Linked DNA regions of Homo sapiens: region 2 is linked to region 1. The links are chromatin loops, found by intact Hi-C in ENCODE. Cell type or tissue: Caco-2. All regions are shown on one strand.

Evidence for each region. A loop is a pair of places that touch in the nucleus more often than their neighbours do. Peaks named below come from ENCODE experiments on the same cell type or tissue, not always from the same donor. Only the 100,000 strongest peaks of a DNase experiment are listed, where the experiment ranks them.
Region 2: a loop joins it to region 1, with 2.8 times the contacts of the local background. A loop is called at or near these places in 6 of 110 quality-filtered maps.

Annotation. Positions count from the first base shown.
Region 1 is chr9:21,180,718-21,188,717 of GRCh38, reverse strand. IFNA4 (interferon alpha 4) reads left to right here and starts at 1,131. Exons shown (of 1, transcript NM_021068.4): 1 at 1,131-2,100. The coding sequence starts at 1,187. The coding sequence ends at 1,756. RefSeq lists an enhancer at 5,426-5,475. In Caco-2, no CTCF peak of the experiment used is centred here; no DNase peak of the experiment used is centred here.
Region 2 is chr9:21,314,061-21,322,060 of GRCh38, reverse strand. All of the region lies in intron 2 of LOC107987053 (a long non-coding RNA gene), which reads right to left. It also overlaps the pseudogene IFNA20P. Among named protein-coding and RNA genes, the nearest start is that of IFNA5, 13 kb to the right of the region's middle. In Caco-2, CTCF peaks have their summits at 3,390 and 3,605 (motif pointing left); no DNase peak of the experiment used is centred here.

The DNA of each region.
Region 1 (8,000 bases):
ACTTCTTCTAAGGGTACGAAAATTAGTTCTCGTAGTGTAAACAAATCTGACATATTACAATAGTTTGTGACTCTCCAACAATTCTATCCAACAAAATTTCATTGCTTAATATATATCTTTCTCATTGGGTTTTTTTGTGTATGATATGAGAAGCACTGGTATTGAGTTCATGAAGATAAACAAAATATTTGTAAGACCAGTGTTACAAACCTATGGCAAATAGATGACTGTGATTGGAGGACTTTTTGTCCATTTTTTGCTGGATCTTAAGGTCTTATCACAATATGTGGCTTTAACCTGCATATCTTTGGGCTGCCATTGACTATCTTATGGTTCTTACTTATGTTTGATCCTCAGTTCTTCAAGATGTTTTGTAGACTTTGAGAATTCAATGCAAATAGCTTATATTATATGATTTATTTCTAGTAAAGTTATTCAACACATCAATATTTATGTCAAGTGCTGAAAAGAAAAAAGTGTTGGCAACATCTGGATGAATACTGCAGCTGGTGAAGTTTACAAATTATTTTGTCATATAAAGCAAAATTCAAAGCTTCATACACTAAGAGAAAAATTTTAAAAAATTATTCATTCATATTTTTAGGAGTTTTGAATGATTGGATATGTAATTATATTCATATTATTAATGTGTATCTATATAGATTTTTATTTTGCATATGTACTTTGATACAAAATTTACATGAACAAATTACACTAAAAGTTATTCCACAAATATACTTATCAAATTAAGTTAAATGTCAATAGCTTTTAAACTTAAATTTTAGTTTAACTTTTCTGTCATTCTTTACTTTGAATAAAAAGAGCAAACTTTGTAGTTTTTATCTGTGAAGTAGAGGTATACGTAATATACATAAATAGATATGCCAAATCTGTGTTATTAAAATTTCATGAAGATTTCAATTAGAAAAAAATACCATAAAAGCCTTTGAGTGCAGGTGAAAAATAGGCAATGATGAAAAAAAATGAAAAACTTTTTAAACACATGTAGAGAGTGCATAAAGAAAGCAAAAACAGAGATAGAAAGTACAACTAGGGAATTTAGAAAATGGAAATTAGTATGTTCACTATTTAAGACCTATGCACAGAGCAAAGTCTTCAGAAAACCTAGAGGCCGAAGTTCAAGGTTATCCATCTCAAGTAGCCTAGCAATATTTGCAACATCCCAATGGCCCTGTCCTTTTCTTTACTGATGGCCGTGCTGGTGCTCAGCTACAAATCCATCTGTTCTCTGGGCTGTGATCTGCCTCAGACCCACAGCCTGGGTAATAGGAGGGCCTTGATACTCCTGGCACAAATGGGAAGAATCTCTCATTTCTCCTGCCTGAAGGACAGACATGATTTCGGATTCCCCGAGGAGGAGTTTGATGGCCACCAGTTCCAGAAGGCTCAAGCCATCTCTGTCCTCCATGAGATGATCCAGCAGACCTTCAATCTCTTCAGCACAGAGGACTCATCTGCTGCTTGGGAACAGAGCCTCCTAGAAAAATTTTCCACTGAACTTTACCAGCAACTGAATGACCTGGAAGCATGTGTGATACAGGAGGTTGGGGTGGAAGAGACTCCCCTGATGAATGAGGACTCCATCCTGGCTGTGAGGAAATACTTCCAAAGAATCACTCTTTATCTAACAGAGAAGAAATACAGCCCTTGTGCCTGGGAGGTTGTCAGAGCAGAAATCATGAGATCCCTCTCGTTTTCAACAAACTTGCAAAAAAGATTAAGGAGGAAGGATTGAAACCTGGTTCAACATGGAAATGATCCTGATTGACTAATACATTATCTCACACTTTCATGAGTTCTTCCATTTCAAAGACTCACTTCTATAACCACCACGAGTTGAATCAAAATTTTCAAATGTTTTCAGCAGTGTGAAGAAGCTTGGTGTATACCTGTGCAGGCACTAGTCCTTTACAGATGACAATGCTGATGTCTCTGTTCATCTATTTATTTAAATATTTATTTATTTTTAAAATTTAAATTATTTTTTATGTGATATCATGAGTACCTTTACATTGTGGTGAATGTAACAATATATGTTCTTCATATTTAGCCAATATATTAATTTCCTTTTTCATTAAATTTTTACTATACAAAATTTCTTGTGTTTGTTTATTCCTTAAGATAAAATGCCAAGGCTGACTTTACAACCTGACTTAAAAATAGATGATTTAATTAAGTTACCTATCATAATTTTATTCAAGTTATAAAAAAACATATTTTTCTGTACCTGGTTATATGTTGCCTTCAGGATATAAATGTGAACATAAAATATACAGTCCCTCTTCTCTTGTATCTTTTATTTTTGTCAGGAAAGAAATCTAAAAACAATAATAATGCTGAATTAATATCAGTGATGCTAACTGCTATAATGTGAGGAAGTAAAAAAACAATGAATTCCTCTTAGCAGAATGTAGATTGAGACATATCTGGAAATAAAAGCACAGATATTCTCTGTAAACTGACTTCAACATGTAATTGAAAATGTACATTGCAAGTCAGATATGTGAATTTGCAGTTTCCAAGGAATACAATATCTGGACATTCATAACTGGCAATGGAAAGGCCTAAAATGAAGGCTGTCATGTGGGGAGGAAGTGGAGAGGGAAAAAAAGACTTAAACTGGATTCTGAGGACCTTCCACCATTAAAGTGTGGGAACAGAAGAGACACAAAGAAAACAGAGGTGGAATACCTTAACTTTAGAAGGATGAGAGGGAATGGTGATAAAAGTTGATTTAGAAAATAAATGTGCTTAGAAAAAGAATCAATAGACTTATGGAAAATGTGAATTAAAACTGAGCACTATAGCAAGAAAATAGAGGGCAATGCAGAGCTTACTGAGAGCTGGATTGATAGAATTAATCAGCAGAAGCCATACTGCGGTAAGTAGAAGAGTGAATCAAAAAAGAAAAATCAAGATAACACATATAGAAAATTGTGAGATATCTGCCTTTGCAATGGAGGGAAGTAATAAGTTGGTACACCCAAAAATGTGGATTATCTTTTATCTGCATAGTGTTTCCTTTTTGAAAATACATGTCAATGAATAAATTTCATAAATGTGATGCACTGGTAAATCATATTAATACATTTAATATTTTATATATTAAACACATAAAATATAAAATTTACAATAGTAATTGATCATTATTTTGATTAATATTCCGTTAAATGTCAGTAAAAACTGACACATTTGTTTCATAAAATAAAATCAGAAACTGGAAAAGAGAATCTCTTTCTCAATACTTTAGGAATGGGGAAGGGATTCCTTATTTAATAAATGGTGCTGGGAAAACTGGAAAACCATATGCAGGAAACTGACACTGGACCCCTTCCTTACACCTTATACAAAAATTAACTCAAGACTGATTAAACACTTAAATGTAAATCCCAAAACCATAAAAACCCTAGAGGAAAATGTAGGCAATAGCATTCAGGACATTGGCATGGGCAAAGATTTTATGATGAAATTGCCAAAAGCAACTGCAACCAAAGCTAAAATTGACAAATGGCATCTAATTAAAGAGCTTCTGCACAGCAAAAGAAACTATCAATCATCAGGGTGAACAGGCAACTTACAGAATGGGAGAAAATTTTTGCCGTCTACCCAATTGACAGAGGTCTAATATCCAGAATGTACAAAGAACTTAAACAAATTCACACAAAAAAAAAGCCCCATCGAAAAGTGGGCAAAGGACATGAACAGACACTTCTCAAAAGCAGACGTTTATGCGGCCAATAAACATGAAAAAAGCTCAACATCACCGATCATTAGAGAAATGCAAATCAAAACCGCAATGAGATACCATCTCATGCCACTCAGAAGGGTGATTACTAAAAAGTCAGGAAACAACAGATGCTGGTGAAGCTGTGGAAAAACAGGAAAGCTTTTACACTGTTGGTGGGAATGTAAATTAGTTCAACCATTGTGGAAGACAGTGTGGCGATTCATCAAGGATCTAGAACCAGAAATACCATTTGACCCAGCAATCCCATTCCTGAGTATATACCCAAAGGAATATAAATCATTCTATTATAAAAATACATGCAGGTGTATGTTTATTACAACACTATTTACAATAGCAAAGACAGGAAACCAACCCAAATGCCCATCAGTGACAGACTGGATTAAAAAAAAATTTGTGCTTAAAACCTAGGTGACGAGTTGATAGGTGCAGCAAACCACTATGGCACACATATACCTAGGTAACAAATCTTCACGGTCTGCACATGTATTCCGGAACTTAAAGCAAAATCAAAAAAAAAGAAAGTAAGAGAGAGAAAGAGAAAGAAAGAAAGAGAAAGAAAGAAGGAAGGAAGGAAGGAAGGAAGGAAGGAAGGAAGGAAGGAAGGAAGGAAGGAAGGAAGGAAGGAAAGGAAGGAAGGAAGGAAGGAAGGAAGAAAGAAAGAAAGAAAGAAAGAAAGAAAGAAAGAAAGAGAGAGAGAAAGAAAGAGAGAAAGAAAGAAAGGAGAGAAAGAAAAAGGAAGGAAGGAAGGAAAGAAAAGAAAGACAAAGAAAGGAAGGAGAGAGAGAGAAAGTTGGTCAAAATCAGCTGAAAATACAACATGAACCAAGGAAATTCAGATAGCAGGAGATAGTTGTGTATAATTGAGGAAAAAAGGAGATTAATAATTATTAAGGAAATCTCAATACAAAATTTACACACCAGGTATAAATAACAATAAATTATTTTACATTGAAATTCCATTCTGCTTGCATATATTTTTTTAGGCAGCCTAAAACAACAGAATTCTGTCATGAATTCTAGAGAGGCTGAAAAATTGTCTCACCTCATTTCAAAGTCCTATTTATATTCAGTCAGGAATGGTGGCTTGTATAAATACCTGTCAGAGGAGCAGCATCTAGATTGAAGTGCAGAATACACGTGTCGATGGTTAACTGATTCTGGCACCTGGAACATTTGTTTCCTGGCTCTCAGAATCCCAGAGTACACTCCCATATGAAGTTAGTCTACTAAACTTAAGTAAAATATACATCTTTGCTGGTTCTGAGAGCTGACACACTTTCCCCTTTCCTCCCTGCTTTTCTGTGTCCCGTTTTTCACTCCCATATCACATTAGTTTCCTTCCTCTTCCTCTAGAAATGCACACTGTGCTCTCTTCTTCACTCATCATTAGCCTGCACTGCCTCTTCATACAGCTGTTTTCAGTTCTCTTGTGGGTTTTACCCATCACTTTCCCCTTAAGAGCACAAAATCACAAATTAAAGCAGAAGGCCAGTGAAAGTTCTACGTTTTTCAGAAGCTCTTTTATAAAATACTTTTTCCTTTCTTATGATGAATATTTCTGTAAAAGACGGAATGTCACTGTTACAATGACATAACAGTAGCTTAGCAAAAAAGGAAATAAAAGGCAGACTCCATTTGACTTTGAGACTATTACAACATTTACAGGGAAAGAGAGCCCCCAACTGGTCAAAGTGCACCAAGACAGCAGCCAAGTCTGTGGAGAGCAGGTTGTGAATGCAGAAGTAGGCCTGCTGGCAGGAGATTTATCTTCATAGCTAAAAAGAGGCTCTTCCCAAGAAAGAACTATCACAGTACTGGAATTAGCCCATTTCCTTAACTTTTGTATCTTAGACAGAGAAAATACTCCCAGCTTCAGGCATGACATGTCTTGGGGCAATGGACAGCTATGGGGAAAGAGAAAGGTTCAGGATATGTCCCTTTCCTCCAGCCTGCCCAGCCTCCCCGGGACCTCCTAACTTATCCCTTCCTCTATGGATTGTGCTAGACTAGGAATCAGAACAGCTGGTCAATCTGGGTGTAGAACTTCAAGGGACTTTGACTTTTGGTCTCTCTATCAAGGTTGTGGTAGTTTTCATAGATGATATCCTGAAATACATTTTCCAAGTTGTTTGTTTTCTCCCTGTCTCTTTAAAGGATGCAAGTGATTCCTAGATTTGGCCTGTTTATACCATCCCCTATTTCTTGGATGTTTTGTTCATTGCTCTTCATTCTTTTTTCTTTATTTTTGTCTGACTGTCTTATTTCAGAGAGCCAGTCTTCAAGACCTGAGATTCTGTCCTCAGCTTGGTCTATTCTGCTGTTAATACTTGTGATTGCATTGTGAAATTCTTGTAGTGTGTACATCTACTAGTTCTGTTAGGTTCTTTTTCATACTGGTTATTTTGTCTGTCAGCTCCTCTCTCCTTTGATTGTGATTCTTAGTTTCCTTGGTTTAGGTTTTACTGTTTTCCTGAATCTCAGTGAAATTCCTTTCTGTCCATATTCTGAATTATATTTCTGTCATTTTAGCTAACTCATTTTGGTTAAGAACCCTTGCTGGAGAACTAGTGTGATTATTTGGAGGACATAAGATGCTCTGTCCATTTCAGTTACCATAGTTCTTCCATTGGTTCTTTCTCATCTCTGCATATGGGAGTGTAGCTTGAGTCCAATCAATAAATTGACTTTGGTTCTGGCTGTGTTCACAGGGCTGCAGCTTTGTGTAGGGTCTTTATTTGTAGCTGACTTGTCTTTGGTTTAATGAGGGTATGTTAGTGAGATTTTTTTAGTGTTGAAGCTTTGGGCATGACCTAGTAGGTGACTCTTAGGTGCAGTGGTCAGTTGTCAGGCTCTTGCTCAGTCATGTGGCTCCCATACATTTCCTCATGGTTGCAGCCTGCTCCGTCTCAATGCTATGAAAGTGTGGGCTCCTCTCCCACTTGACTGCTGACTGTAGCTTTTGTCTTGGCACTACCAGGCTGCACACAACAGTTCTGGGGTGATCTCAGGGTTAATGTTTTCTCCTCACCTTGGAGGCATGGAAGGAAGAGACCTTAGTAGTAGTTTTAACTGAGGGTCTTTTGCTTGTCTCCTGGGGGCTCCACCCCAGAGATGCAGGTGAGCAATCATTCAGTGCTTTCAGCCTGGAATGGGGGTGTCTGTGCTGTGGGCCCAAGACAGGGGTTCCCTGCCTGGTGATGTGACGGGTGGGTGGTTGACCAATGGGAGACAGACTGGCCTCTTCTCTTGGGTTGACTGCAGCTTGTTGGAGGTATGGATAAGGCACTTGGGGTCTCTGCTCCTTCATAAGTTCCAAGGTAGCTGGGGTAGTACCACTGCAGAGGCAGTGGTAGACAGGCTTTCTGTTGCCCCTGGGGTCTCCACCTTCTAGAAATGTGAAGCCATGTTAATGGGAGTGTTTAGCCAGAGGGGTGGGGTGGCTGCACTGCTGGTGTAAGCTTGGGGCTTCACATTTTGGGAAACAGAAGGCGACAATCTTACCAGGAGTAGAGACTATTCTCCTCACCATATGGTAACTGCAGCGTGTTTTAAGTTCAGGTGACTGTGGCGTGCTGTAAGCTTGTAAACAAAGAGCTTCAGACTCTTTGTTTCTTCCCCAGACCCAAGGCAGCATGGATAAAACTGCTGCTGTGGCAGTGGCAGAGGTAGGATGGCTCTGGGAGCCTCTCCCCAGGGAAACTCCAGGCAACTACCAGTGGATGTGCTCAGCCATGTGTAGGGTGACTGTTTTGCAGTCATGGGCTGGGGGCCCTGCCTCCTGAAGAATAGGGATGGGGATTCTCAGGGAAGAGGGGCTGGACTCCTCTTCATACAGTGGCTATGATGTGCTGGAGGTGAGAGTGTAGTGACTAGGCCCTTTGTTCCTTCCCCAGCCAGAGGGCTGCTGGGGCTGTCCCACTGCAACAGTAGTGGTGGATGGGTTGTGGGTTGACTGTGGGATTTCTTCCTTGGAGAAATGCTGGACTGCCTGATTGAGGAGATGAGGCAGGGGAAGGGTGCCTGTGCTGGAGACTCTGGTCAGGTGGCCCTGCACATTGTGGCGAGGTGACAACCAGGAACAGCATGGAGAACAGTCTGTCCACTCTTCTGTGAGTTAGTTGCTCTGTGCTAGGGATCTGGACCAGCCACTGTTCCCTGCAAACTCTCCAGAGTCTGGAGACAGCAAGGGCAAGAGCTGTGAGATAGCAAAGATGGAAACCCACCCTTCTCA
Region 2 (8,000 bases), 130 kb before region 1:
CAGCCTGGGTGACAGAGTGAGACTCTGTCAAAGACAAACAAACAAAAAAGTACAATTTCTTATTATTGAAACACAGTCTTACAAAAATGACTCAATATATCGATAAATGAAGCAGAAAGGAAAGTCTTTGAATTGAATGAATATTTACAAGCTCGAAGCCACATAATTAGTAGATGAGACCCAATTGACTGATACTGGGTCTAAATCTAAGTTTCCTTTCCAACCTCCTGGGATTTCCGATGAGCCTATTAACACAGAGAAAGCATTTATTGATTTTCCTTTCTTAATCTGCAGTCTGACAATGTCCCAGGCACAACAGATGTGTTCTTTCTTTCTCACATAGAGACTGATTGCTTGTGAATACTCCTTCACAGCCAGGCTGGAGTCCTCCTACTCAAGGTCTCTTTGATTTCCTATACCCAAACAGGTCTCCAGAAATTCTAGCTACTGATCAAGCCCAGTGAGGAATTTCAGTTCTTTGTGCTGAAAACGTTGGAGATCTGCTGGATCATCTCATGAAGAACATTGGTGGCCTGAGCCTTTTGGAATTTGGTGCCATGCGGCTGCTCTAGGGGAAACTTAAAAAACATTCTTGTTCTTCAGACAGGAAGAAAAGAAAGATTCTCCCAATTTGGTGCAGAACTTTGAAGGTCACCTATTTATGGCAGCCCATGGCTCTGGGCTAGGCCACAGCTAAAGCTGCAGAGAGAACTGCAGAATATCATCCTCAGTGTCACTAGGGAAGAGGTTGGCCGGGTCATTGGTGGGATACAGCTGGCTAGGCCATTTGAGTCTTTACCCACCTGTCTCAGCACTTTCTTGTTGTGAGATTCTTACATAACCAGATTAGGGTTTTCAGTTTTTGTACTTATCTCAACTTTATTTCTACTTTGTTCACTTTCTCTTCTATTTATGGGTCTCAGATAATGTCATGACCTCAACACTTCTTTTGTATTATGACAATGGAAATTAAACACACTCAGAAAATGGCAAAACTCTCAATCTAATAGGAAATACCCATCCAAATGAGGCTCAATGTTGAAATAACAACCTATCTGAGTCTCAATCTATGTCTCTTTTAAAATTCTAATAAGTATACTTAGAGGTTTGATCTTGGACATTTTTACTTCTTAAACTGCACTGAAATACATGTTTCCTCACCTCTCTGCATTTCTCTTTTAAGTGGCTAATACACTAGGTTTGATTTCTTCCACCTTTCTTTACAAGAGCCACAGCTTATAATCTGTAGATAACGGTGGCATAAAACTCGAAAACCCAGGGTTAAGTCATCCAGTTGTCTTTGTTCTGTCACTAAAAATGTCTTTACTGCATATATGTGACAGACAATAGGCTTGGCAATTTAGATTAACAGATAAGTAATACAGGATGATGACTACCCTCCATGGATTCAAAGAATGGCATTTAAGACATGATTGTGATTAATTAAACACTAGCATGCTCAGTGCAGCCAAGAGGAAGAACTGAAAGCTAATGAAGAGGGAAATTGGGAGGCAGTAGAAACTGCCACTTTGTGACAACATCTGTGGCTCCTGGGAGCTTAAACAACATCAGATTTTCCTTTCCTCTTCTGCAAAATTGAGACAATTTTAATAGTTGTCACATAGGAAACTGCAAAGATGAAATAAAATAAAGTTTGCAAATTACTGGCTGAGAATCTGAACATGGTAAATGATAGTTACCTTTAATTTCAATGTAATAAATAACATAATCCTGTATAGTCCACATTTAACCAAATCCAGACAAGAGAAGCTTTGATTGCAGCTCCCCTGACATTCCTGAGGTCTAACACGTTGATGTCCCTCAAATTGAAACTCTAGGAAAGGGGACTGTCTGTAAAACTGTGAAGGAGCAGAGCCCAGGTTCCCATTGTCAGAGTAGTGCCTTGCACAGAGGAAAAATTGTACAGCCCCCATGAAGCTTGTTCCAGGGAACCAGTGTCTCAGCAAGTTGCGATAGAAAATGGCTGCTCTGTGAATAGTATAAATAAATAAAATAATCCCTTTACTCAGATTCAGTTAGTTTCAAATCACCATTGATGATTATTTTTAGGCCCAAGTAAAACATATTTTGTAAACCATTTTCCTAGCCTTTACAACTCTCTAACTCAACCCTAAAAAAAAAAAGGTGATTTGAAACTAACTGAATATAGTATTATATAAAGTTACCTATAGATATATACAGAATATACACTTACATATTTATATATACATATTTAAATACAAATAAATAAGTAAATATTGTAATGTATTTAATAACATACAATATATGTTATATGCTATATTGTATATGTGTATATATAACATATCGTATATATGTTATTCTATATAAAGTATATATTGAAGTATATATATTAAAATATATAAATGTATACATATTTTTACACATTATATTTACATATGGATTTTTAAATGTACAAAAACATATATAAGATATATAAATATATATTCTTTTTTTTTTGACAAAAGTCTCACTCTTTTGTTCAGGCTGGACTGCAGTGCTGCTGTCATACCTCACTACATCCTCGAACTCCTGGGCCCAAGTGATCCTCCCACCTTGGCCTCCCAAATAGCTGAGACTATAGGTGTGCACTACCACACCTGGCTAATTTTTTATTTTTTGGTAGAGATGGTGTCTCCTTCTGTTGACCAGGCTGGTAAATCCTGGCCTCAAGCAATCTTCCTGCCTTGGCCTTCCAAAGTACTGGCATTATAGACCTGAGCCACCACGCCAGGCCTATATATTCTTTATGTATATTTAAATACATATGCTTAAATTATGTATACTTATATATTTAATAATATACAAATTTAATATATTTTAATATGTTAAGTATAATATAATAAGCATATATTAAATTATATGAGATTGTAAAAGTATATAATACTTAAAGCTGTATATACTTAAGTATACATAATTATATTTACACATATTAATTACAAAATACATAATCTAAAAATGTAATGTATATTAATATAAGTATATAAACTTATTTTATGTTACATAAAATTTAAGTATATACAAGCATATATATACATATATATATTTCTGGAGGGAGGGGGATTGGAAATGGGACTACCTTGATTTTCAGCCATGGAAAAATCACAATACTTTGCTGATTCTGATGGCTGCCACACTCTCCCTTCCCCCCTACTTACTGGAGGATCCCATTCTTTCATTTCTGTATGACATTAGTTTCCTCCCTCCCCAGCGTAGAAATCCCAGGGTGCTCTCCTCATTCACTCACCATTAACCTGCACTGCCATTCATACAGCTGCTTCCTGTTCCATTGTAATTTCTGGCTGTCAATTTTCCCATAAGAGTACAAAGCCATCAGCTGAAAGCAAAAGTTGAGTGAGAGTTCTAGGTGTTTCAGAAACATCCAAATCACTGGCCTGTTTTTTTTTTTTTTTTTTTTTTTACTTCCCTCCTGGTGAATAGTTTTGGAAAAGAAGGAATATCCCCATTACAATAATGTAACCATCCCTGTGGAAAAAGGAAATAGAATGCAAGATCCATTTTACTCTGGAGGCCGTTGAAATATTTACAGAGGATGAGAGCCACCTACTGGCAAAGACGTGCACCAAGTCTATGGAGGGCAGGCTTTTCTGTTCTGTAAAGAATATGTAACAAACCTGCACGTTGTGCACATGTACCCTAAAACTTAAAGTATGATAATAAGAAAATAAAAATAAAAAAATAAAAAATAAGAAAAAGAATTCTGTTCCCTTGAAGGAGATTTTCGTTCATTTGTAAAAGGCCATCTTTCTCGGAAAGAATTAACCCTAATATTGGAAGAAGCCCATTTTCTTAGCTTTTGTATCACAGAGAGAGAAAACACTCCCAGATTCAGGAAGCACATGTTCTTTGAACAATGGGCAGCTATGTGGAGAGAGAAAGGGTCAGAACGTGTCCCTTGCCTCCAGCCTCTTGACTTGTCCCTCCCTCTATGTTTTGTGCTAGACTGGGAATCAGTACAACCTGCCAATGTAGGTGTAGAACTACAAGGGAAATCAAGAAAAATCTCCTGGTTAAGGTACATTAGCTCTTTCTTAACAGTAAGTTGCTAATTTTACACATTCACTCCTTAGGTCATGTCCCAACTTTATAATTAAAACATTTTCTGTTATTTTCAATGATGAGTCAACTTGCATCCCTTGTGCTTTTTACTCAGTAGTAAAAGAGAGCAAAGACATTTGTAAAGGAATCAGAGGATACAATTCTTGCCAAATGATATCAAGAGAAGGTATCTATTTGTGTAGAATTTGGGAAGTATTAAAGTGATCTGCAAATAGTGTAATTGAAGAAGTTAATCAGGAGTGTGTGTGAGAATTACTTAGATAGTAGGAAGAGGCTTCAATTTAGGAGGAATTTCTTATTCTTTGCTCAGGTTACAGACCCAACCTTCAGATTGCACTTTTCAAATGGGAGAGGAGAGAAACTGGGAAATGGGAGAGGAGAGAAACTGGGAAATTCAGTTATATTTCACAATATGTCTCTTGTCTCTTTCTTTTACCACTGAATGTGGGGTACTCAGTTTAGGAGCAGGGGAAAATATTAAAAAGTTTAATATACCTGGTTCTCTCTCTTCCTTTCTCTGTTTGTATGATTGTTTAACGACTTTCAAATATTAAGTCTCCTTTAATTCTTGGTTATTTTCTATACTGCTTATTTCTTTAATGTGATTTTCCTTTTTGTTGCTTGTCATTTCAGTGGGCAAAAATTGTACGCATATTATCATCTTACCCTGAAAAATCTCTGTGGCTATACCCTGATCATATTCAGAAGTTAATTTTTTATATATTCTAAAGTATTGGAGAACTGAGGTGAAGTGGTGGCTGAGCTGGCAGCAAGGGGCATTGTCATAACCTGCCTCACACAGTTCCCTGCCTGTGCAGTGCCCCTGGAGAAGGACACATAAAACCTTGTTTCTGCCCTGAATCCCTTGGAGGAGATACAGGAAGTCGTGGCACAGTGCCACCTGGAGACAGCTAGGTTTTGTGAGATCAAGGATCCAAAATGAATATGGTCATGCCTGGACTCTCCCTGCCTGGCAAGTTCAGTACTGCAAAGGTTAAGTACTTGAAGTTAAATACTGCTAGGCACAAAAACATAGTCAATAGAGAGAATCTTTCCCACGTGATTATACCCAACGTGTTGGTAAAGAATGCAGAAGTTCATCTGTGCCCCTGTTCAGGTGCTTCTATGTTCTGATTCCTCTAGGAAGAGACTACACTAGGCTCAGGACTCTCATTTGTTGAAAAAAGCAGAGCCCACATTATGAAACATGAAGAAGAAAAGGCAAGCAGCAGCTTTAGAACTTGGAAGGAAGAGAGAGATACTTAACACATTGACTGGAAGAGCGGCAGGTCCTCAGGAGATGGAGCAATACAAATGGGAGCACTGAATCAACTACTTAAGATTATTCTGATCAGAGAGAAGATTAAAGTGGATGCTGAAACCACAGAGTGTTCCCATGGAGACATGGCCAACGTCAGTGTCCCCACCATGGATAACACTGATACCACAGCAGCCTGAGAGTATTGGAAGGGACAAGGGTTACTCCAGTGTCCGTTGCAAACTTCTGTTTCCTCCCTAGGACCCAGCAAGTCATCAGAGTGCAGGGAAAGTTAGGCATAGGGCCAATGCAATCCGAGGCATGTCATAATTCGGGTCATAATGCAGCCTGATTTAAAGATAAAACAAATGAAACAACAATTAAACAAAAAGGATACAGCAGTTATTTGAGTAGAATTAACAGTAACTGGGTCAGAGACATCCCAGCAGGACTGATATAAGGTAATGTTTGTTTTGAAAAATCACAGTTTCTAATGACAGCGAAGATCTTTGCCAAAATGTACTAGTTTATTTATTTAACTTAGTTATTTGGAAAGAGGACGTTGGTCGGTCAATTCTCCTTTAGCTTTTTTTCCAGTGGGTGCATTCTGCACTCAGTTGGCACAGTTAAAGTTAGAATTTGGACACTTTCTGAGGATGAGGGTCCAAAAAACAAGAAAAGTACATCCTTCATTTCTGACAAAATAATAATGCTTTTATCATTTTATCAATTAATGCTGATTTTAGTGATATATTTATTTCATTGCTACAGTTTTATTTTATGATTTGTAATTGTATGGGGTTAGAAATTAAGTAAAATCAACCACAGTAGGCAGCTGGGCTGAGTGTAGAGGTAAAGCCAAATTCTCCTTGGTAAGAAGCTCTTCAAAACCTTTCACTTCTGTGCAGGAAGTGCATAATATTCTCTCATCTTGGTCATATAAAAGGTCTTTTCAGCGCTCAAAATTCAACTATTGGATGGAAAGACAGAAAAGAGATTCTTCTCTGGACTCTATCAGTACACAAGATGAATGTCGGTCTGGGCTGGAGGTGAGAAACAGTGTTGTCATCATTTGGAATAAAAACAACAGGCTGGACAGAAGAAGGTCTCTTGTGGAATTAGTGAGGTCCTGAAGGAGATAAGACAGGCCTGATATGGTTGTACCATCAGTAGAATAAAAATTGCTGGGTGCTTTCTGTATATTCTTAAGCTCACAAAAAAGCTCAAGAGTTAAAAATAAATAAGATTCCAAGGGTCTACAACTGATAGATTAATAGTTATTTTACCATATTTTATTGCAGAAATCATTCATTAAACTTTAGACTTTGTTTTTCAGTTGGGAGGAAAAATCCACTCCCTTTTAACTTTTTAAACAATGTTCTACTTAGAATTTAGTCAGTAAGTTCCATTGACTTGTAACACATACCTGTTGCCTTTGTTCATATCTATTCTTCACTTGTCTAACAGACCCTTTCACACAAGCCAATTATCTCAAGTCCCCATAAGGTTTTCACGTTTCATTATTGGCATGTTCAGAATAGTTTATCCCTCCAGATTGTTATTCTTCTCCAAAGTGTTATATAATGAGTGTAATACAAATAGGTTTATTGAAAGAATCAAATTGATTTTTTAAAGTTTCAATTTTTTCATTTTTATATTTTTAATTGACAAATAATAATTGTATATATTCATGGACTATATAGTGATGCTTCAATGCTGATAATAGTGATCAGATCAGAGTAATTAGCATATCCATCATTTCAAACATTTATCATTTCTTTGTGTTGGGAACAGTCACTGTCCTCCTTCTAGCTAATAATATATAATATATTACTGCTACAGTGGTATAAAATACTAGACCTTAGCCTCTTACATAGCTGTAATTTTGTATCCTTTAACAAATCTCCCCCTGTCCATCCCATCCTCCTACCCCTCCCAGGCTACAGTATCCTCTGTTCTACTTTTACTTCTATTAGATCAACGTTTCTTTAGCTTCCAAGTAAGAGTGAAAACATGCAGTATTTAATTTTCTGTTCCTGGCTCATTTCTCTAAACATAATGTCCGCCAGTTCCATCCATGTTGCCACAAATGACAGGATTTTATTCCTTTTTATAGCTAAATAATATTCCATTGTGCAAATATACCACATTTTCTTTATCAATTTATTTGTTGTTGGGGAATAGATTCCATGTCTTGGCTATTGGAAATAATGTTGCAATAAACATAAGGGTGCAGATGCCTCTTAGATATAATGATTTCCTTTTCTTTGGATAAATGCCTAGTACCGGGATTGCTGCAACATACGGATGTTCTATTTGTAGTTTTTTAAAGAACCTCCACACTGTTCTCCATAGTGGCTGTACTAGTTAACATTCCAACCAATATTGTGTAATAGTTTCATTTTCTCCACATCCATGCCAGCATTTGTTATTTTTTGTTTTTTGTTTTGAAAATAGCCATTCTAACTGAGGTGGGATGATAATTCATTGTGATTTCAATTTGCATTTCCATGATGATAGTGATGTTGATCAGTTTTTCACATATTTGTTGGTCATTTCTATGTCTTCTTTTGAGAAATGTCTGTTCAGATCATTTGCCCATTGCATAATCAGATTATTATTATTATTATTTTGCTTTGAGATG